Linked DNA regions of Homo sapiens: region 2 is linked to region 1. Evidence: read pairs that join two places in POLR2A ChIA-PET (ENCODE). Cell type or tissue: GM12878. All regions are shown on one strand. Links, peaks and the distances in the headings refer to the core of each region. The heading gives the core; the rest is flanking DNA. Region 1 has its middle 42 kb from the start of PRPS2. Region 2 overlaps FRMPD4 (FERM and PDZ domain containing 4).

Evidence for each region. ChIA-PET counts read pairs that join two places held together with the same protein. Peaks named below come from ENCODE experiments on the same cell type or tissue, not always from the same donor. Only the 100,000 strongest peaks of a DNase experiment are listed, where the experiment ranks them.
Region 2: POLR2A ChIA-PET joins it to region 1 with 6 read pairs; 2 of 35 experiments call an interaction of 5 or more read pairs at or near these places.

Annotation. Positions count from the first base shown.
Region 1 is chrX:12,743,925-12,755,012 of GRCh38, forward strand. No RefSeq gene overlaps it. Among named protein-coding and RNA genes, the nearest start is that of PRPS2, 42 kb to the right of the region's middle. In GM12878, for the core only: no CTCF peak of the experiment used is centred there; no DNase peak of the experiment used is centred there; H3K27me3 peaks cover 201 bases.
Region 2 is chrX:12,509,268-12,520,355 of GRCh38, forward strand. All of the region lies in intron 2 of FRMPD4 (FERM and PDZ domain containing 4), which reads left to right. Among named protein-coding and RNA genes, the nearest start is that of FRMPD4-AS1, 140 kb to the left of the region's middle. In GM12878, for the core only: no CTCF peak of the experiment used is centred there; a DNase peak (open chromatin) is centred at 6,314.

The DNA of each region.
Region 1 (11,088 bases), core at 1,986-9,985:
TCCAATGACCTTGCCTACAGCTTACGGACAGATCTTTCTTGTCATCCCTCTGAAGGAAACCAAAGTGTTTCTCCCCAAAATATACATCTTTGACATATTTCAAGATGGCTATTCAGAAGGGCTGGAAATACAAGAATAGCTGAAAAGCTGTCTTCTGTGGGGGAGATTTGCATCTTTAGAGAAAATATGCATTGATACAGCCAAGCTTTCTCTAAAGCCTTCTCTTGTCCAAATTTAGGGAAGATTAACTGGGAGTCTGGCACCTAAAGGTCTGAAAGAAATACTCACCATCTAGTCTTTCTGAGGGCTGCTACCTGTGAGGTTTTATCTGCATAACAAGAACACCTTTGCTAACCAGGCCTCTTCTCTCCCTATCATAACCAGTTTTACCAGGATCCAAGCCCCTATTCTTTCTGTAACCTCAGGATGGTGTCAGTGTCAACCATCTTCTTTTTCTCTGTGATCTTATAGTTTGTAAGACTCTGTGCACGTTAATAAATTTACATGCTTTTTTTCCTATTAATCTGCCTTTTCTCAATTGCTTTTTCAGTGAAACTTTAGAGGATGAAGGGGAAGTTCTCTCTTGTTCCTCATACCTCAAGAAAGGAGAAATTCAGGCAGGGTCAGCAATACTCAGATGTTTAAGAAGGCTGAAACCAGTGTTGAAAATGGCAGAATGGATAGACAAAGAGGTGGTAGAAAAATGCTTTGACTAAACCAGCTATAAAAGCCAGGAATGAATTTGACATTTTATCCGCTCAATACTTGCATGTACCTTTAAACACAGAGATCATATTCAATTAGCAGTTCCTCAAATGATTAAACATAGAGTTACCATATGACATAAAAATACACATCAACGCAAAAACTTGTACACAAGTGGTCGCAGAAGCATTATTCACAGTACACAAAAAAAATAATAATAAGAAGAAGAAAACAACCCAAATGTCTATCATCTGATGAATGGATAAGCAAAATGTGGTCTAGTCATCCAATGGACAATTATTCAACCATAAAACAGGGTGAAATTCTGATACGTGCTACAACACGGACGAACCTAGAAAATATGCTAAGAGAAAGAAGCCAGACACAAAAGGACACATATTGTGTGATTCCATTTATATGAAATGCTCAGAATAGGGAAATCCATGGAGACAAAAAGTATTAATAGATTAGTGGTTGCCTGGAGCTGGGGGTAATGGGGGAAGTGGTGAGTGAGAGCTAAGTAATTTGGGGTTTCTTTCTGGGGTAATAAAATATTTTAAAATGGATTGGGGTGGTGGTTGCACAACTTTTACAAATATACCATTGAACTGTACACTTTAATTGGGTGAATTATATGGCATGTGAATTATATCTCAATAAAGCTGTTTCTAAAAAAAAAAAAAACCCCATCCACATACAGGTTTTTGTAGAAACATAAGTTTTCAAATACACCGAGACAAAAACAATCTCCTCCTCTCTTCCTTCTTCCTTCTGTGAAAGAAAAATAGCAATGTACATCTTACATATATTGATTGATGTCTCATGTCTCCCTAAAATGTGTAAAACCAAACTGTGCTCTTACCACCTTGGGTACATGTTGTCAGGACCTCCTGAGGCTGTGTCACAGATGCACGCGTCCTCAATGTTGGCAAAATAAAATTTCTAAATTAACTGAGAGCGTCTCAGATATTCAGGGTCCATACCTCCTGCCAGGCCTAAAATGCTCACCTGCAGAGAAAAGACAGGTGCCCCTTCTGTTGGCAGCAAGGACTCAATTATCCTTTGCAAGGGGCCCCAGATTTTGATGGTGATGCCACTGCATCAAAGTGATCTTTCGGAAATGCAAAATTTCCCCTGCTTAAAACTCTTACCCAGCTTCCCTGAACACTCCAAACTGTTTCATGTCTCTGTACCTTTGGTCAAAAGACTCCTTGTCTGGAATGTCTTTCTTTCACTTTCTGCTAATGAAGTCCTGTTCATTTTTCAAATCGTATCTCAGAGGTCACTTCTCCAGGCAGTCCTTCGTGATTGTCCCTCCAACCCCACTCAAGAGCAACACCTACTGCTACCCTGACTGAATATTTCTGTTACTGTATTAGTTTTTGTTTTGTTTTCTTTTCTTTGTAAAATCTGTTCTACTTAGTAGAGTACCTGCATTTTATTCACATTTATATTCTTGGTGCTTCGAACAGTACCCAGCACAGAGCAAATGCCAAAATAATGTTTTTAAAAAAATTGTGCTGAAATGCCAAGGGCTTTATGTATTCACATAGTGATGAAACACCCATTGAGGGTGGGCTTATATTTTTTAAAACTTAAAACACTTTGAGGCTGGAAGCAGTGGCTCACACCTGTAATCCCAGTACTTTGGGAGGCCAAGGTGGGCAGAACACTTGAGGCCAGGAGCTCGAGACCAGCCTGGCCAACGTGGCGAAACCCTATCTCTACTAAAAATTCAAAAAATTAGCTGGTCCTGGTGGCGTGCACCTGTAATACCAGCTACTCGGGAGGCTGATGCAGGAGAATCGCTTGAACCCGGAAGGCGGAGGTTTCAGTGAGCTGAGATCATGCCACTGCACTCCAACCTGGGCCACAGAGCGAGATTCTCTCTCAAAAAACAAACAAACGAACAAAAACTCTCTGACATGTAACCACATTAAAACTCACAGAATTATACAACCTGGACTTCAGAATTGAATGCTATCTAGCCCAGCGTGTCTCCAACTTTAGCGTGCATATAAATCATCTGGGAATTTGTTAAAATCCAAGTTCTACTTTTACACTGTTGGTGGGACTGTAAACTAGTTCAACCATTGTGGAAGACAGTGTGGCAATTCCTCAAGGATCTAGAACTAGAAATACCATTTGACCCAGCCATCCCATTACTGGGTATATACCCAAAGGATTATAAATCATGCTGCTATAAAGACACATGCACATGTATGTTTATTGCAGCACTATTCACAATAGCAAAGACTTGGAACCAACCCAAATGTCCATCAATGATAGACCAGATTAAGAAAATGTGGCACATATACACGATGGAATACTATGCAGCCATAAAAAAGGATGAGGTCATGTCCTTTGTAGGGACACGGATGAAGCTGGAAACCATCATTCTCAGCAAACTATCGCAAGGACGAAAAACCGAACACTGCATGTTCTCACTCATAGGTGGGAATTGAACAATGAGAACACTCGGACACAGGAAGGGGAACATCACACACTGGGGCCTGTCATGGGGTGGGGGGAAGGGGGAGGGAGAGCATTTGGAGATATACCTAATGTAAATGATGAGTTAATGGGTGCAGCAAACCAACACGGCACATGTATACATATGTAACAAACCTGCACATTGTGCACATGTACCCTAGAACTCAAAGTATAATAATAAAATAAATAAATAAATAAAATGCAAGTTCTGATCCAGGAAGTCTGAGACAAGCCTGAGATTCTGCACTTCTAATAAGCTCCCAGGTAATGTGGTGCTTTTGGTTTACTAACCATACATGGAGTAGCAAGAACCTCGTCCCCCCTGCCAATCAAACACATGAATTCTAGTTACAACATTTGGACAACTGGTCAACAAGCAAACAAATGTGAAAGTGAGCTTTTTGGAACTTCTCTAAGACAATGGTTCTCAAACTTTAGCTCCATCAGAATTGCCTGGAGGACTTGTGGAAGCACAGTTCATGGGATCCATGCCAGGCATTCCTGACTCAGCATTCCTGAGGTGGGACCAGGGAATCTGCATTTCTAGCAAGTTCCAAGCTGAGGCTGATGCTGCTGGCCCAGGGACCACACCTTGGGAACCAATTCTCTGAGAGTCACCCTGAAACCATTGTAATCAATGAACAATTTATCCATGATTGTCAGAGTCCAACCATGTGCACAGTTGATATTAGACAAACAGATTGGTGCACCTGGGAACCATCTGCCTCGTGAGAGTGAGTTGGTGGCCCATTATATTAAGAGATGCCTCCCCACATTGGTACAGAGAAAAGAGCACTGGATCAGAAGCACAGAGCCGGCTTCCAATCCTGGATCTTGAACATGTGATTTACATCCCTTGGGCAATCACTGAACCTCCCCAAGTCTCAATTTCTCCATCTACAATATATCTATACTTCAAGACTTAGCTGAAGCAGACTCTGCTCAGCTGACCCACCAGAGCAGGTCTCCAACCCCTGCAATTCTCACCTCCCACCTTACTGGACCTCATGAGCAACTCAATGTAGCTTGGCAACTAGGCGCTGCATTCCCTGAGGGCAGAGATGAGTTTTAATTATATTGATTCTCAAACAAGCAGTGATATGCCTGGCAAATAGCAGGTACTCATTAAATGTTTACCGTTGAATGAATAAAAGTAATAAACCCAGGACTCCAAATAGCCCTCCAGGACCTGGCTTTATGCTAATTTGCTAATGTTAGCTGCTTTGAAGTATCATTAGAATACAACATCCCACCAAGTAGTGCTGGGAATTAAGGATACATAATTCAATGCTTAATACGACTCTCAAGAGAAGAATACATGGTTAGACTGCTGAGCTATAGATTATTTTTTTTTAATTTTCAGATTTAATGATACATGGAATTATTTTTGCAAGTAAGGATTTTTACTGCTGCTCTTTATCACAGCTTTATGAAGGAAAGAGATCCTATAGGGCCTTGCTTTTGTAGATGAATGGGGTTTTTTATTATTGTAAAAGTTTTCATTAATAAAAGCAACTTTTTTGTACTTAGGTATTTGTTTTTTAGATTTTAAGAGCTCTTTTTTAGTTAGAATCACTTTACTGGTTAATAGAATAATAAATCCATATTTCTGTTTTCCCCAGCTCTACGACATCCCAGCCGTGACTTCAGATGAGATGCCTAATGCTTAAATGCCTCAATTTCTTTATCTGTAAGACAGGGATAGAACAGTTCCTCCATTATAGATTTTGTATGACATTCATGAGCTAATAGATGTCTTCAGAAGGTTATCTGATATATAATAAGCCCTGACAAACAAAAGTAAATTATTATTTTTAGCTCGAGTATAAACGAACACATTTGTAGGAAGGTGCAGGCTTTTTGACCACAACCAGAGACAACGTTTGTACCCAGGCAGAGCTTGAGACAGGCAAGGGCCGCCTTTGGGTAGTTCTCACAGCACATACAAAGACGGGCTCCCCCTGCCTAATTCAGGGGGTGGGTCACTCATTTTGTTTATGGCTTAAGAGAGGACAAAGTGCTTCTCCAGGTCTTGTTCTTTCTCCTAACTCTACTTGTCTTAATAATGATTCATAAGGCTTATATAGTGTTTTCATTTACAAAAGGCATTCACAATTGTCCTCCTTAAATCCTCCAAACAATTCTGTGGCTATCCCCACTTCACATCTGAGGAAATGACCTTTAAAGCATCAAAGAAGTTGGCAGACCTGCTCAGGGGCCTCTGAAAAATAAATGGTGGAGGCAGAAATGTGGCTCTGGTCTTTGACTAGAAGCCCAGGGCTCCCACCCTGAAACCATCCCATATCATGTTGCAACTCATAACATTCGAACGTAAGAAGAACGGAACTGAAAAACTCAACTATTCACTAATGTCTCTTATTTGAATCCACCAAAAATTCCTCTGCATTCCTCTTTGCTCACTCCATAGTAGAGGCCACCAGCCACAGGGACTATCTCCAAAGTAGGGAAGGTGAAACTGAGGGCTAACCTGTTTAAGCCTGCCAAACTTACCCTGACTTGCTTGCTTTTAATCACTTACTTCCCATTGATTTTAAACACTGTATAGGCCAGGGGCAACGGCTCATGCCTGTAATCCCAAGACTTTGGGAAGATGAGGCAGGAGGATTGCTTGAGTCCAGGAGTTCAAGACCAGCCTGGACAACATAGCAAGACCCCATCTCTAGAAAAAATAAAATTAGCCATGCATAGTAGTGCACCTGTAGTCCCAGCTACTAGGGAGGCTGAGGCAGGAGGATTAATTGAGCCCAGGAGGTTAAGGCTGCAGTAAACTCTGATTGTGCCACTGTGCTCCAACCTGGGTGACAGAGCAAGACTCCGTTTAAAAAAAAAAAAAGATTCTAAATAACTAAAAGTCACATAGCCAAACAATATACAACTAAACTTCCACTAGCTTCCTTATAAAGAACACCTCTGATATATATAGCACTATGGTAATGGTTGTTTGAAATTGTGTTTCAGGAACTAGGGGGCAGCTTTTATGCCGTTTGAACCAGCTGAGACCACCTACCCTTCAACTGGGCCTGTGCAAATGCTCAAGAGGTGACCTTCTGATGTCACAGGGCCAAAAACTTCTTCCTCAGATCATGCTAACACTGTCATTTTCTGAACATGCATCCTATGAAGAGCCATGAACCCTGACTACATTTACACAGACCATCAATGCATCATTTTTCCCCACTTATCAATCACCCTTCCCCATGCCTTAGACCACTCTGCTTTTTATCCCATAAATATCCCTAAGCCCTATCCTCAGGATGCTGATTTGAGACCTATTCTCCCACCTCATCACTTGGCTACCTCGTGAAAAAACCCTTTCTCTTTTGCAAAACCCACTGTCACAGTGATTGGCTCACTGCATGGGGACAGAATGGGCCTGGTTTGGCATCTGGGCAGATCAGAATGAAAGACTAATAGGCGTGATTTGCATTACCTCATAGTCAATCTGAGCCCCACGAATTAAGGGGGAGCAGGTATCCTTGATAGCCAGCAGGTTGGGGATTTGGCTACACTTGTATGCATAGATGCAAATCTACATACCTATGCACTTGTATGCGTAGATGGCTTTTATTGTATGGACATAGCCTCTTCCTGTTTGCATGGCTTAAAGCAGGAGCAGTGGCCAAAAAGTACAAAGGCAGACAAAGGAAGAAAAACCAGCTAGAAGCATAGATTACCTGAAGATGCTTTATCCAGCAAGTCAGGTCTGCTGTCTAGATTCAAGGGGTTGCCATGTGGGTAATTGAGGCAATGAAGAAAAAAAAATGGAGTTAAGGGAAAAACAGCAATGGAGGCCTAGGAGGGAACTGTGACCATCAAGAAGGCTGGCCCACAGGTGAAACAGCTAGGACATGGGAAATCTCAGACAAGCCTGTTAGGTGAGGAGATACTTATGGCCCAGTTGTTCCTGATATCCCAGCTCATAGCCAGGCAACCCCCAGAAACAGAATGGCCCAGCTGACTTGCAGCTGGCCATAGCTGCATGATGGAAGCCAGTGAGAACCAGACCTGCCCAGCCATGCTCAGCCCATATTGAAGGCCCAGAGAATCTCAAGCTAAGTAAATGATTGTTGTATTAAGGCATTATCATTTTGAGTGTTTGTTATACCACAGTAGGTAGCTGATTCAGGGATCAATGATGGTAATTCAAATATAGACTCAATATTATGTTATACCAGGCTATTATTAATTTCCTTAAGTGTGATGTTAACACGATTATGTAAAAACATGTCCTTTTTAGGTGATATAGGGGTGATATGTCATAATGTCTGCAACTTTCAAGAGATTCAGCAAGAAATATATATAGGTAGCTTGATAAATAGGTAAAGCAAATACAGCAAAATGCTGTCAATTGTTGACTCTAGTTGATGGGTATATGGGTAATCATTGCACTATTTTTTAGCTGTTCTACAAGTTTAAAAATCTTCATAGCAAAAATTGGAAAGTAAAAATGCTTTTAAAACACTCATATCCCACATTAAACATACATTTATATTTTAAAATAAAATGCTTTTATAATTTGCCTATGAAACTATTAAGTTATGAGTAATCATTCAATTAGCTTTTGGCTATAATTTCTTGGTTCTTCTCATGGACACTCAGGAATTTCATGAAGAACAAAACCCAATTTATAAATTGTATTCAAATATACAGAAATGTCTACAACATTTATGAATTTTTGAACACTAAATTTATGTTTACCAAATTTAACAATGCATAAAGCTAGAATGCTAAATCTGGCAGCCACTTAATTGAACACATTAAGTTTGACTTGGAAGTTTTATTTTGCATTTAGGAGCCAGTAATTTTCTCCCAGTTCTAAAATGTTTTCATAGGCTGTGTATGAATAGTGATTAACACATAGAACAACACTTCAGTGGCCTAAAACCAGTTCTGCCCTTTAATCAGCTATGAGAAGAAGCCAAACACCTCAGCTGGCAGAGGCGTTAGAGAGAGAGAGTCATTCCTTGTCAGAGACCAGTGAACTTTGGAATTGTGGTCTTGGGAGCCAGAGAGACCTGGGATCAAATGCCAGTTACACCATCTTCAGGAAGCCACTTAACCACTCTGAGTCTCAACTTCCTTCTGTTTAAAATGGAAATTAAAATGACTATGTGACTGGATTTTCATGACAAAAATGCAGGAATCATAGGTGGGGGCCATTCATCATGCCCGGTGTCACTGTTATTTGGCCTCATGGTTATTTCCTTGAAATCAAATGACTGCAGAGAAGAAAGAAAAGGATGACATCCAGTGGGATTCTCAATTCAGCCCTAGGTGGGTCTCAGTGCGGCCCGAGGTTGGTCTCAGTGCACTTTCTATTCTATAGTGCCCTGCAGGAGCTATGCGGCTTTGCCTTGCAGATCACCACAAGACCAATCCAATAGAACAGTGGGCCTTCCCCATGGGAGAGCCTCAATAAATAGCTGTCAAATAAATGAATGGGACTTGCCACACTCATTTGAGGAAATATTGTATCTGGGGAATGTTCCAGAGTCAAGAGCATGGAAGTTGATAGCAGAAGTAGCTAGAACACAACCACTTCATTAACCCTGTCACCACTAAGGTTGCCATTAGTCCAGATAGATGACATCTTTGGGCAAATTAGAAAAAGGTGCCTCTGCCTAAAGATACTTTACTTCATGTGTTGGAAAATTGGTGAAGTATACTGAATTATTTTTTAGACCAAGATGACTTATTATTGTCTGCTAGGTAATTATCATAATAAATACACAAATTAATTCCATCTACCTTGTAAATCATAGAAATGTTGCTTACTTTTTGTGGTAATGCTTGGATATTTGAAGTTGAAAGATATATATACACAATCTCATACACTGTTATGCTCAAGTGTGACAGTGAAATTTATCTATGTTCATCTCTTCCCCGAACAGCTGGGAAAGTATAAAAAGTGCAATCCCAGTAAAATTTAAATAATTTGTAGCATTGAATCAGAAGAAAGAAAAAAGCAAAATCAATAAAGGAAAAATATACCCTGCACCTGTCATAAAATTATTTCTTCTCGACCTTTATTGGACACAGACTAGCATTTGTTCCTGGCTTTACTTTTAATCTCCCTGGAAAAAATATATTTTAATTTTTATTCCTGTTAAGCTGGGACCATTCAAAAAAGTCAACAGAAAACAGCCTAGCCTAGAAAACAGCCAGCTGTTTTCCAAACTGGCTAAAACCATAAACACCTGGAAAATTATTTCTAAAAACAAAGCCAAAAAAAAAATCCACAGGCCTAAGCTTTTCACTTCAGCAAGGTTTTGGACCCACTGGTTTAATCCAGTCAATCAAATATGAAGAGATAAGATGGCAGTGTCAACCAGAGACCCTGAATTCCTTTCTCGCCCAATTCCTATTTAATTTCCTCTCTCAAGCCAGCTGGCATGCTGACAGAGCCCTGAGAGCATCCAAAGCCTCAGAGCGGGCAGGGAGCTCTAAGCTAGTGGTCAGCAAAGTGGAGTGCAAGCATCCAAGGGGTCATACAAGATGATTCACTGGAGTGGAGAAGAAAACTGTAGTTATATATTTTTCATCTTTTTATAATGCATTTGCTGTATTAATGAAGTGGTACCTCTTTAATTTATAGGTAAATATATGTAATACATTTGATTTAGTAATGGAGTGGTACATGTATACAATTTATAAGTAAATACACTTATTTATTTATAAGGTGATGTTCATCCCTTTTTTTTTTTTTTACAAAGGGAGGTGGAGTCTGATAATGGACATAGGACTTTCTTCTCCAGTGAACCAAGAGACTAAAGATGGAGCCACCTGGCTGAAGACCACACTTTAGGTATCTCTGGAGAGGATATGTATTAGTCAGAGTTTTCCAGAAAAACAGAACCAACAGGATGTGTGTGTGTGTATGTGTGTGTATACATACCTACATCACATATACATGCATATATATACACACATACATACATATGTAGAAAGATATACATATATACACACATACGTATATACATATATTTGTACATATATATAGAGAGAGAGGGAGAGAGAGGTTTACTATAAGGAAGCGGCTTACCTGATTATGGAGGCTGGCAAGTCAAAAATCTGCAGAGTCGATATGCCAGTTTGAGTCTGAAGGTCAGCAGGGTGCTGCAGAACAAGGAAGAACTGATGTTGCAGTTTAAAGACTGACAGGCAGTAGAATTCTCTATTGGGAGTCAGCCTTTTTGTTCTATTCGGGCCTTCAATTAATTGGCTGAGGCCCACCCATATTATGGAGGGTAATCTGCTTTACTCAGTCTACCAATTTAAAAGTTAATCTCATCAAAAATCCCCTCACAGACACACCCAAAATAATGTTTGACCAAATATCTGGGCACTGTATGGCCCAGTCAAGTTGACACATAAAATGAAATATCCTAGGGTGTTGCAGGTATGGACTGAACCCTTCCAGTGGAGTCTCTTTCAAGTGCACCATTTCTGGTGACACCACATCCATTCCAGGCACCAAATTAACACTTCCCCTGCCATTGTTAGTTTTACTCCTTTTCCTGCCATTGTTAGTTCTACTCTTTTTAATGACTAAATTTTCCCACAAATGGTCATAGTTTAAGTCCTACCCCTTTCCCGAAAAGTGAGACTAGGGAGACTGGATATATAAACAATGGGTTTTCAAATCACCAAAGATTTCCATTTTACAGCAAGCTTTGCAAACATTTCACACAAATTTTCTTTATCAGGAGCAGAGTGCACACAATACATTCAAATAGAGACCCATAGAAGTAATAAAAGGAACTAAATCTAGAGTTCCTGATAAATGAATCGCCCCTGGGAAGTGTGTTATCTACCTTTGTGTGTCTTTTTTTGAGACGGAGTTTTGCTCTTGTTGCCCAGGCTGGAGTG
Region 2 (11,088 bases), core at 1,941-9,940, 230 kb before region 1:
AAGATACTTGCACATGCATGTTTACAGCAGCACAATTCGCAATTCCAAAAACATGGAACCAACTCAAATGCCCATCAATCAACAAGTGGATTAAGAAACTTTGGTGTATATATATACGATGGAATACTACACAGCCATAAAAAGGAATGAATTAATGGCATTCACAGCGACCTGGATGGGATTGGAGACTATTATTCTAAGTGAAGTAACTCAGGAATGGAAGACCAAACATCATATGTTCTCACTCATAAGTGGGAGCTAAGCTATGAGAATGTCAAGGCATAAAAATGACACAATGGACTTTGGGGACTCAGAGGAAAGAGTGGGAAGCAGGTGAGGAATAAAAGACTACAAATAGGGTACAATGTATACTGCTCGGGTGATGGGTGCGCCAAAATCTCACAAATCACCACTAAAGAACTTACTCATGTAACTAAACACCACCTGTTCCCCCAATAACCTATGGAAATAAAAAAAAAATTATAAGAATTTAGGCATTTAGGTAAAGCCTTTATTTTATAATAAGACACTAAACGTTTATCAAAACCTTGTCACCAATTCATAAGTTAGTGTGGCTGTTTATCAGAAATTCAAGATGCAATAAAATTATCTTTCTGGAAATAGTGTCGTTGCAGTGTATTTTAGCAACAAGTGGCATAGAATAATAAAGCACAGAAATAAGAGTAAAAAAACTTGGGGTAAAATCCCAGCTCTTTCAGTGTTAGCTCTGTGATGGTGGATTATCACTAGGACACTGTGGGCCTCACTTTTCTCATTATACAACAATGTGTTTGGACTAGAAATCTGTATCATCTGGGAATCCTGTGAGGTACAAGCAACAAAAAATTCTAAGTCAATTTGGCTTCAATGATAAAAATAATTTGTTGGTTTATGTACCTAAAAAATAAATGATAAAACTGTTACAGCCAAAAGGAGTCTAAGGATACATGACAACTCAATGTAATATGCTATACTGGTTGGAATTTTGGAACAAATAAAGGACATTAGGTAAAACCTAAAGAAATCTGAATAAAATGTGGACTTTAGTTAATAATAATGTATCAATATTGGTTCATAAATTGTGACAAATGTACCACACTAATGTAAGATGTTAACAATAGGGGAAACTGAGTGCCACATATACAGGAATGCTCTGTACTCTGTAATTTTTCTGCAAATCTAAAAGTGTTCTAAAATAATGTCAGACATAAGAAATACACAAAACAGGATAATGTCAGCAAGATGGCGGACTAGGAAGCTTCAGTTCCTCATTCTCCCACAGAGCCACAAAATTAACAACAAGTTATTGACCAGAATAACTTTGTGAGAATTCTAAAGACCAGTTGAAAAGTTACAGCATCTAGACCAATGTAAAACCAAGAAGGAATTCCAGCAAAAAGGAAAGGAAACTTTTAAAAAGTTTTGCATACCTGTTATCAATGCTTCTCTCCCTATCTGATTTAGGATAGTGCAACTAACAGGAAACCTCCCACCTTGGGAATCCTCTTTTAGGATGAAAACAAAAGAGCGGACCATGCATCTAGCATTTGGGCTAGTCTGGAGGCTGTCTAAGGAACTGGTTCCTGAGTTACGTTACTCAGAGCACTGATGGGACTTGGTGAAGCACTGGTGGCCTTCTTTGGAAGCTGCTGAAAACAAGACATGATCCTCAGGGCATGTTATAGCTGCAGTTCCAAAGGCAGACACCAGCAGAATGTTCACAGGCTTCTAAGAAGAAACAGGAACAACAAGCTTCTTAGGAAATTGGAGATGTTTTAAAGCATAGACACAAACGCAGAGAAGACAGCATATCCTTAGAAAAAGTTTGGAGAGGTCCTAGAATCTATCGCGGAGCTAATCCGTGAAGATTTTTCCCTGCACAAAGTCAGACTATAAAGACTAGGAGAGGTGGTTGTTTCTCAAATGCCCAAGTCTCAACAACAGCAGTGACAAATCCCAAGGCATACTAGGAGAGAGGAAAACCAGGCCCAATCAAAGTGCCAAAATAAAACTCCAGAAACTGACCCTAAAGAAACACAGATCAATTCTCCCTCACAAAGAATGTAAAGTAACTGTACTAAACATGCTCAATGAACTAAAATGGAACACAGATAAACAACTAAATAAATTCAGGAAAATGATGCATGAACAAAATAAGCATATCAACAAAGAGACACAAACTATAAAGAAGAACCAAACAAATTCTGGAAGTGAAAAATATAATAACAGAACAGAAAAAAATTCAAGAGGTTTCAACAGAAGACTGGATTTGACAGAAAAAAAAAACAAACTTAAAGACAGATTATTAGAAGTCATTATTAGAAGTAATCAAGTCAGAGGATTAAAAAGAAAAAAATAAAAGTGAAGAGAGCCTAAGAGACTTACGGACACTGACAGGTAAACCATTGTATGCATGATGGGAGTCCCAGAAGGAAAAGAGAGGGAGTAAGTGTTATTTGAACCAACAATGGCCAAAAACTTTTCAAACTTGAGGAAAAAAAATGGGCATGCAAATTCAAGAGGCTCAAAGAACTACAACCAAGATAAATTCAAAAAGACCCACAAGAAGATGCATTGTAATCAAATTGTCAAAAGTCAAAGACAAAGAATCTTGAAAGCAGCGAGAGAAAAATAACTCATCACATACAAAACAGCTTCCATAAGGTTATCAGTGGAATTACCAATAGATAACTTACAGGCCAGAAGGAAGTGACAAAGAATACTGTATCCAGAAATTGCCACAGCCACCCAACCTTCAGCAGCCCCCACCCTGAACAGTCAGCAGCCATCAACACCGAGGCAAAATCTTCCGTTAGCAAAAAGATTATGATTTGCTGAAGGCTCAGACAATTGTTGCCACATTTTAGCAATGAAGTATTTTTAATTAAGGTGTGTACATTGTTTTTTAAGGCACAATGTTATTGCACATTCAATAGACTATAGTATGGTATGAACATATTTTTTAAGTTCTGGGATACATGTGTAGGACATGCAGGTTTATTACACAGGTAAACATCTGCCATGGTAGTTTATTGCACCTATCAACCCATCACCTTGGTATTAAGCCCTACATGCATTAGCTATTTATCCTGACGCTCTCCCTCCCCCCACAACCCCCAACTACAGGCCCCAGTGTGTGTTGTTCCTCTCCGTGTCCATGTGTTCTCATTTTTCAGCTCCTGCTGGTAAGTGAGAACATGTGGTGTTTGGTTTTCTGTTCCTGCATTAGTTTGCTGAGGATAATGGCTTTGAGCTCCATCCATGTCCCTGCAAAGGACAAGATCTCATTCCTTTTTATGGCTGCATAGTATTCTGTGGTGTATATGTACCACATTTTCTTTATCCAGTCTATCATTGATGGGCATTTAGATTGATTCCATGTCTTTTCTATTGTAAATATTGCTGCAGTGAACATATGTGTACATGTAACTTTATAATAGAATGATCTATATTCCTTTGGGTACATACCCAGTAATGGCATGGCTGAGTCAAATGGTATTTCTGGTTTTAAGTTTTTGACTAATTGCCCCACTGTCTTCCACAATGTTTGAAACTAATTTACATTACCAAAAGTGTGAAAACATTCCTATTTCTCCACAGCCTTGCCAGCATCTGTTGTTTCTAGACTTTTTAATAATTACCATTCTGACTGGCATGAGATGATATCTTATTGTGGTTTTGATTTGCATTTCTCTGATGATCAGTGATGTTGAGCTTTTCTTCATATATTTCTTGGCCACATAAATGTCTTCTGTTGAGAAGCGTCTGTTCGTATCCTTTGCCCACTTTTTAATAGGGTTGTTTTTTCTTGTAAATTTGTTTAAATTCCTTGTAGATTCTGGATATGAGACCTTTGTCAGATGGATATATTGCAAAAATTTTCTCCCATTCTATATATTGTATGTTCACTCTGATGATAGTTTATTTTGCTGTGCAGAAGCTCTTTAGTTTAATTAGATCCTATTTGTCAGTTTTTGTTTCTGTTGCAATTGATTTTGATGTTTCCATCATGAAATCTTTGCCTGTGCCTACGTCCTGAATGGTACTGCCTAGATTTTCTTCTAGGGATTTTATAGTTTTGTGTTTTACATTTAAGTCTCTAATCGCTCTGGAGTCAATTTTTGTATAAGATCTAAGGAAGGGGTCCAGTTTCAATTTTCTACATATGGCTAGCCAGTTCTCCCAGCACCATTTATTAAATAGGGAATTCTTTCCCCATTGCTTGTTTTTGTCAGGTTTGTCAAAGATCAGATCATTGTAAATGTGCAGTCATATTTCTGAGATATCTATTCTGTTCCATTGGTCTATGTGTCCGTTTTTCTACCAGTACCATGCTGTTTTGGTTACCGTAGCCTTACAATATAGTTTGAAGTCTGGTAGAGTGATGCCTCAAGCTTTGTTCTTTTTGCTTAGGATTGTCTTGGCTATATGAGCTCCTTTTTGGTTCCATATGAATTTTAAAGTAGTTTTTGCTAATTCTGTGAAGAATGTCAATGGTAGTTCAATGGGAATAGCACTGAATATATAAATTACTTCGGGCAGTATGGCCATTTTCAAGGTATTGATTCTTCCTATCCATGAGCATGGAATGTTTCTCCATTTGTGTGTGTCCTCTCTGATTTCTTTGAGCAGTGGTTTCTAGTTCTCCTTGAAGAGGTCCTTCACTTCCCTTGTTAGCTGTATTCCTAGGTGTTTTATTCTCTTTGTAGCAATCGTGAATGGGACTTCATTCATGGTTTGGCTCTCTGCTTGTCTGTTATTGGTGTATAGGAATGCTTGTGATTTTTGCACATTGATTTTGTATCCTGAGACTTTGCTGAAGTTGCTTATCAGCTTAAGAAGCTTTGGGGCTGAGATGATGGGGTTTTCTAGATATGGGATCATGTCGTCTACAAACAGAGACAGTTTGACTTCCTCTCTTCCTATTTGAATACCCTTTCTTTCTTTCTCTTGCCTGATTGCCCTGGCCAGAACTTCCAATACTATGTTGAATAGGAATGGTGAGAGAGGGCATCCTTGTCTTGTGGCAGTTTTCAAGGGGAATGCATCCAGCTTTGGCCCATTCTGTATGATATTGGCTGTAGGTTTGTCATAAATGGCTCTTATTATTTTGAGGTATGTTCCATCAATACCTAGCTTATTGAGAGTTTTTAACATGAAGAGATGTTGAATTTTATTGAAGGCCTTTTCCACGTCTATTATCAAATGGTTTTTGTCTTTAGTTCAGTTTATGTGATGAATTATGTTCATTGATTTGCATATGTTGAACCAGCCTTGCATCCTGGGGATTAAGCCAACTTAATTGTGGTGGATAAGCTTTTTGATGTGCTGCTGGATTTGGTTTGCCAGTATTTTATTGAGGATTTTTGCCTCGATGTTCATCAGGGATATTGGCCTGAAGTTTTTCTTTTTTGTTGTATCTCTGCCAGGTTTTGGTATCAGGATGATGCTGGCCTCATAAAATGAGTTAGGGAGGAGTCTCTCCTTTTCAATTGTTTGCATTAGTTTCAGAAGAAATGACACTAGCTCCCCTTTGTACCTTAGGTAGAATTCAGCTGTAAATCCGTCTGGCCCTGGGCTTTTTATTTTTTGGTTGGTAGGCTATTTATTACTGCCTCAATTTCAGAACTTGTTATTGGTCTATTCAGGGATTCAGCTTCTTCCTGATTCAGTCTTGGGAGGGTGTATATGTCCAGGATTTTTTCCATTTCTTCTAGATTTTCTAGTTTGTTTGCATAGAGGTATTTATAGTATGCTCTGATGGTTGTTTCTATTTTTGTGGGGTCAGTGGTGATATCCCCTTTATTATTTTTATTGTGTTTATCTGATTCTTCTGTCTTTTCTTAGCTAGCAGTCTGTTTTATTAATTTTTTCAAAAAACCAGCTCCTGGATTCATTGATTTTTTAAAATGTGTTTTCATGTCTCTATCTCCTTCAGTTCTGCTCTGATCTTGGTTGTTTCTTGTCTTCTGCTAGCTTTGGGGTTTGTTTGCTCTTGGTTCTCTAGTTATTTTACTTGTGATATTAGGGAGTCAATTTGAGATCTTTCTAGCTTTTCGATGTGCTAGAAATTTCCCACTTAACACTGCTTTATCTGCGTCCCAGAGATTCTGGTATGTTGTCTCTTTTTTCTCATTGGTTTCAAAGAACTTCTTGATTTCTGCCTTAATTTCATTATTTACCCAAGAGTCATTCAGGAGCAGGTTGTTCAATTTTCATGTAATTGTGTGGTTTTGAGCGAGTTTCTTAATCTTGAGTCCCAATTTGATGGCACTGTGATCTGAAAGGCTGTTATGATTTCAGTTGTTTTGCATTTCTTGAGGAGTGTTTCACTTCCCTTTATGTGATCTATTTTAGACTAAGTGCCATGTGGCACTGAGAAGAATGTATATTCTGTTATTTTTGAGTAGAGAGTTCTGTAGATATCTATTAGGTCCACTTGATCCAGAGCTGAGTTCAAGTCCTGAATATCCTTGTTAATTTTCTGTCTCGATGATCTGTCTAATATTGACAGTGGGGTCGATAGTGGGAGACTTCTCCCACTATTATTGTGTGGCAGTCTAAGTCTCTTTGTAAGTCTCTAAGAACTTGTTTTATGAATCTGGGTGCTCCTGTATTGGGTGCATATGTATATTTAGGATAGTTAGCTCTTCTTGTTGAATTCACCCCTTTACCATTATATAATGCCCTCCTTTGTCTTTTTTTTATCTGTGTTGGTTTAAAGTCTGTTTTATCAGAAATTAGAATTGCAATCCCTGCTTTTTTCTGCTTTCTATTTGCTTGATAAATTTTTTTCTATCCCTTTATTTTGAGCCTATGTGTGTCTTTGCATGTGAGATGGGTCTCTTGAATATTGCAAGCTGATGGGTCTTGACTCTTTATCCAACTTGACATTCTGTGTCTTTTAATTGGAGCATTTAGGCCATTTACATTTAAGGTTAATATTGTTATGTGTGAATTTAATACTGTCATCATGATGCTAGCTGGTTACTTTGCAGACTTGTTGATGTAGTTGCTTCATAGTGTCATTGGTCTTTGTACTTCAGTGTGTTTTTGTAGTGGCTTGTGATAGTTTTTCCTTTCCATATTTAGTGCTTCTTTCAGGAACTCTTGCAAGGCAGGCCTGGTGGTGACGAATTCCCTCAGCATTTGCTTGTCTGAAAAGGATTTTATTTCTCCTTCACTTATGAAGCTTAGTTTGGCCAGAAATGAAATTCCGGGTTGGAAATTCTTTTAAGAATGTTGAATAATGCCCCCCAATCTCTTCTGGCTTGCAGGGTTCCTGCTGAGAGATCTGTTATTCTGATGAGCTTCCCTATCTAGGTGACCTGGCCTTTCTCTCTGGCTGCCCTTAACATTTTTTCCTTCATTTTGACCTTGGAGAATCTGATGATTATGTGTCTTGGGGTTGATCTTCTCATGGAGTATCTTACTGGGGTTCTCTAGATTTACTGAATTTGAATGTTTGCCTGTCTTGCTAGGTTGGGGAAGTTCTCCTGGATGATATCCTGAAGTATGTTTTCCAACTTGGTTCTGTTCCCCCTGTCTCTTTCCGGTACTCAATCAGTCATAGGTTCAGTCTTTTTACATAATCCCATAGTGCTCAGAGGTTTTGTTCATTCCTTTTCGTTCTTTTTTTTTTTTTTTTTTTCCTAATCTTGTCGACCTGTCTTATTTCAGCAAGATAGTCTTCATGCTCTGAAATTCTTTCCTCTGCTTGGTCTATTTGGCTATTGATACTTGTGGTTGCATTGTGAAGTTCTTGTGTTGTGTTTTTCAGCTCCGTCAGGTCATTCATGTTCCTCTCTAAACTGGTTATTCTGGTTAATGGCTCCTGAAATGTTTTATCATGATTCTTAGCTTCTTTGTATTGGGTTAGAACATACTCCTTTAGCTCAGCAAAGTTCGTTATTACCCACCTTCTGAAGCCTACTTCTGTCAATTCATCCATCTCAGCCTCTGCCCAGTTCTGTCCTCTTGCTGGTGTTCTGATCATTTGGAGGAGAAGAGGCACTCTGGCTTTTTGAGCTTTCAGTCTTTTTTTGTTGATTCGTTCTAATCTTCATGAGTTTATCTAGCTTCAATCTTTGAGGCTGCTGACTGTTGGATGGGGTTTTTGTGGTGACTTTTTTGTTGATGCTGTTGTTGTTACTTTCTGTTTGTTTTTCTTCTAACTGTCAGGCCCCTCTTCCGTAGGGTTGCCATGGTTTGCTGGGAATCCACTCCAGACCCTATTTGTCTGGGTCCCTCCCACACCTGGAGGTATCACCAGTAGAAGCTGCAGAACAGCAAAGATGGCTGCCTGCTCCTTCCTCTGGGATCTCTGTCCCAGAGGGGCACCAACATGATGCTAGCAGGAATGCCCCTGAATAAGGTATCTGGTGACCCCTGTTGGGGGTTCTCATCCAGTCAGGAGGCACAGGATCCAGGACCTGCTTAACGAAGCACTCTGGCTGCCCCTTGGCAGAGGGGGTGTGCCGCACTGGGGGGATTCACACTAATCTGGTGTGCCGGGATTCCTCCGAGCCAGCAGGGGGAAAGACTAAGTCTGCTGATCCATGGAGACTGTGGCCTCCCCTCCCCCAAGGGGCTCTTTTCCAGGGAGATTTGAGTTCTGTCCTTAAACCCCTAGCTGGAGTTGCTGAAATTCCTACAGGTAGGCCCCGCCCGGTGAGTAGAGAGGGGTCAGAGTCTGGCCTAAAGAGGCAGTCTGGCCACGATCTGCCACAGCTGCTGTGTGGGCTATGGGGTATTCCCCCTGGGTCCAAACCATCCAGTCTCCCCAGCCTCAGCAGACTGGAGCTGCAGCGATGGTGGCCACCCCTCCCCCTGGGAGGTCAGTCATCTTAGGCAGCAGGCAGCCACAGTGATGGCCGCTGCCCTTCTCCATGGGAGCTCAATAGTCTTAGGCAGTAGGCAACCAGAGAGATGACAGCCACCCCTCCCCCTGTAAATTGGTAGTCTTAGGCAGTCTCCAGCCGAGTGGCTGCTGAGAATCTGCACAGCTATGTGCTTGGGACCCAAGGCCCTGGTGGCATGGGCTCAAGAGGTGAATCTCCTGATTCCCGGGTTGCACAGATTGTGGAAAAAACCTTTGGCTGATACCAGACAAAGACATTACAAGAAAATAAAACTAGAGCCCAATAACCCTGATGAACACTGATGCAAAAATCCTCAAGAAAATACTAATATACTGAATTCAACAGCACATTAATGCAGAAAAAGCATTTGATAAGATTCAACAACCTTTCATGATAAAAGAAAAAACACTCAGCAAACTAATAGAAGGAAACTACCTCAAAATAATAAAGGCTATCTATAAAAAGCCCAAAGTTAACATTATACTCAATGCTGAAAAACTGAGTTTTTCCTCTAGGATTAGGAAGGTGGCAAGGACACCCACTTTCACCACTTCTATTCAATGTAGATTGGAAGTCCTAGATTAGGCAAGGGAAAAAAATAAAACATCCAAATTGGAAAGGAAGAGCTAAAATTGTCTCTATTCACAGATGACACGAGCTTATATGTAGAAAACACTAAAAATTACGTGCGCGCGTGCACACACACACACACACACACAAACTGCTAAAACAAATTCAGCAAAGTTACAGGTCACAGAACAGTCAGTTGCATCTCAAAAGGAATAATCAAAAAGGAAATTAAGAAAATAATTCCATTTACAATAGCACTAAAATAAAATACTTCAGAATAAACCTAACCAAGGAGATGAAAGACTTATACACTGAAAACTGTAAAACATTGCTGAAAGAAAGTAAAGACGACAAAAATAAATGGAAAGACATTCCATACTAATGGATTGGAAGACTTAATATTGTTAAATGTCAATATTGCCCAAAGCAGTCTACAAATTCAACACAATTCCTGTAAATATGACAGTGAAATTTTTTTCAGTAAGAGGAAAACATTATCCTAATTTTTGTATGACAGCTCAAGGAATCCTGAATAATCAAATCAATTTTTTAAAAGAAAACCAAATTGGAGGATTCACATTTTCTGATTTCAAAAAATATTATAAAAGCTTTGGTAATCAAAACAGTGTGATAGTGGTATAAAGACAGACATATAGTCCAATGGAATAAAATAGAGAGACCAGAAATATACCTTCACATACATGATTAAATGATCTTTGACAAGGCTGCCAAACTGAAAAACTCTTAAAAGAGAACATGGGGGAAAGCTTTATGACATTGGATTTGACAATGATTTCTTGGATATGACACCAAAAGCCTAATATAAGGCAACAGAGGAAAAAATAGACAAATGGGACTACATTAAATTTCAAAACTTTTGTGCCTCATAAAACATGATCAACAGAATGAAAATCATGCAACCTATGGAATGGGAGGAAATATTTGCAAATCATATATCTGATATGAGGTTAATATTCAGAATATAAAAAGAACATCTACAACTCAACAGCAAAATGTCAAACAACTCAATTTAAAAATGGGCAAGGAACTTGAATAGACATTTCTTCAAAGATGATAAATGACCAACAAACATGTGAAAGGATGCTCAACATCACTATTCATCAGGGAAATGCAAACCAAAACTACAATAAGATACCACATACGTTAGGATAGCTACTCTCATAAAAAGAGGAAATAATTAGTGTTGGCAAGAATGTGGAGAAATTGGAACCCTTATGCACTGTTAGTGGGAAGGAAAGTGGTATAACTAATGTGGAAAACAGTATGGCAAGTCCTCAAAAAATTAAAAATATAACTACTATATGATCCAACAATCCCACTAGTGTGTATACATCCAAAACAATTGAAAGCAAGGTTTCAAAGAGGTATTTGCATACTTTTGTTCATAGGAGTGTTATTCACAATAGCCAAGAGGTAGAAGCAACCCAGATGTCCATCAACAGATGAATAAACAAAATGTGGTCTTTACATATAGTGGAAAACTATGGAAATACTGTTATATGCTACAACAAGGATGAACCTTGATGACATTATGCTAAGTAAAATAAGCCAGTTCCAAAGGACAAATACTGTAGATTCCACTCATATGAGGTATCTAAAGTAGTCATATGGAAAACAAAATGGTGGTTACCAGGAG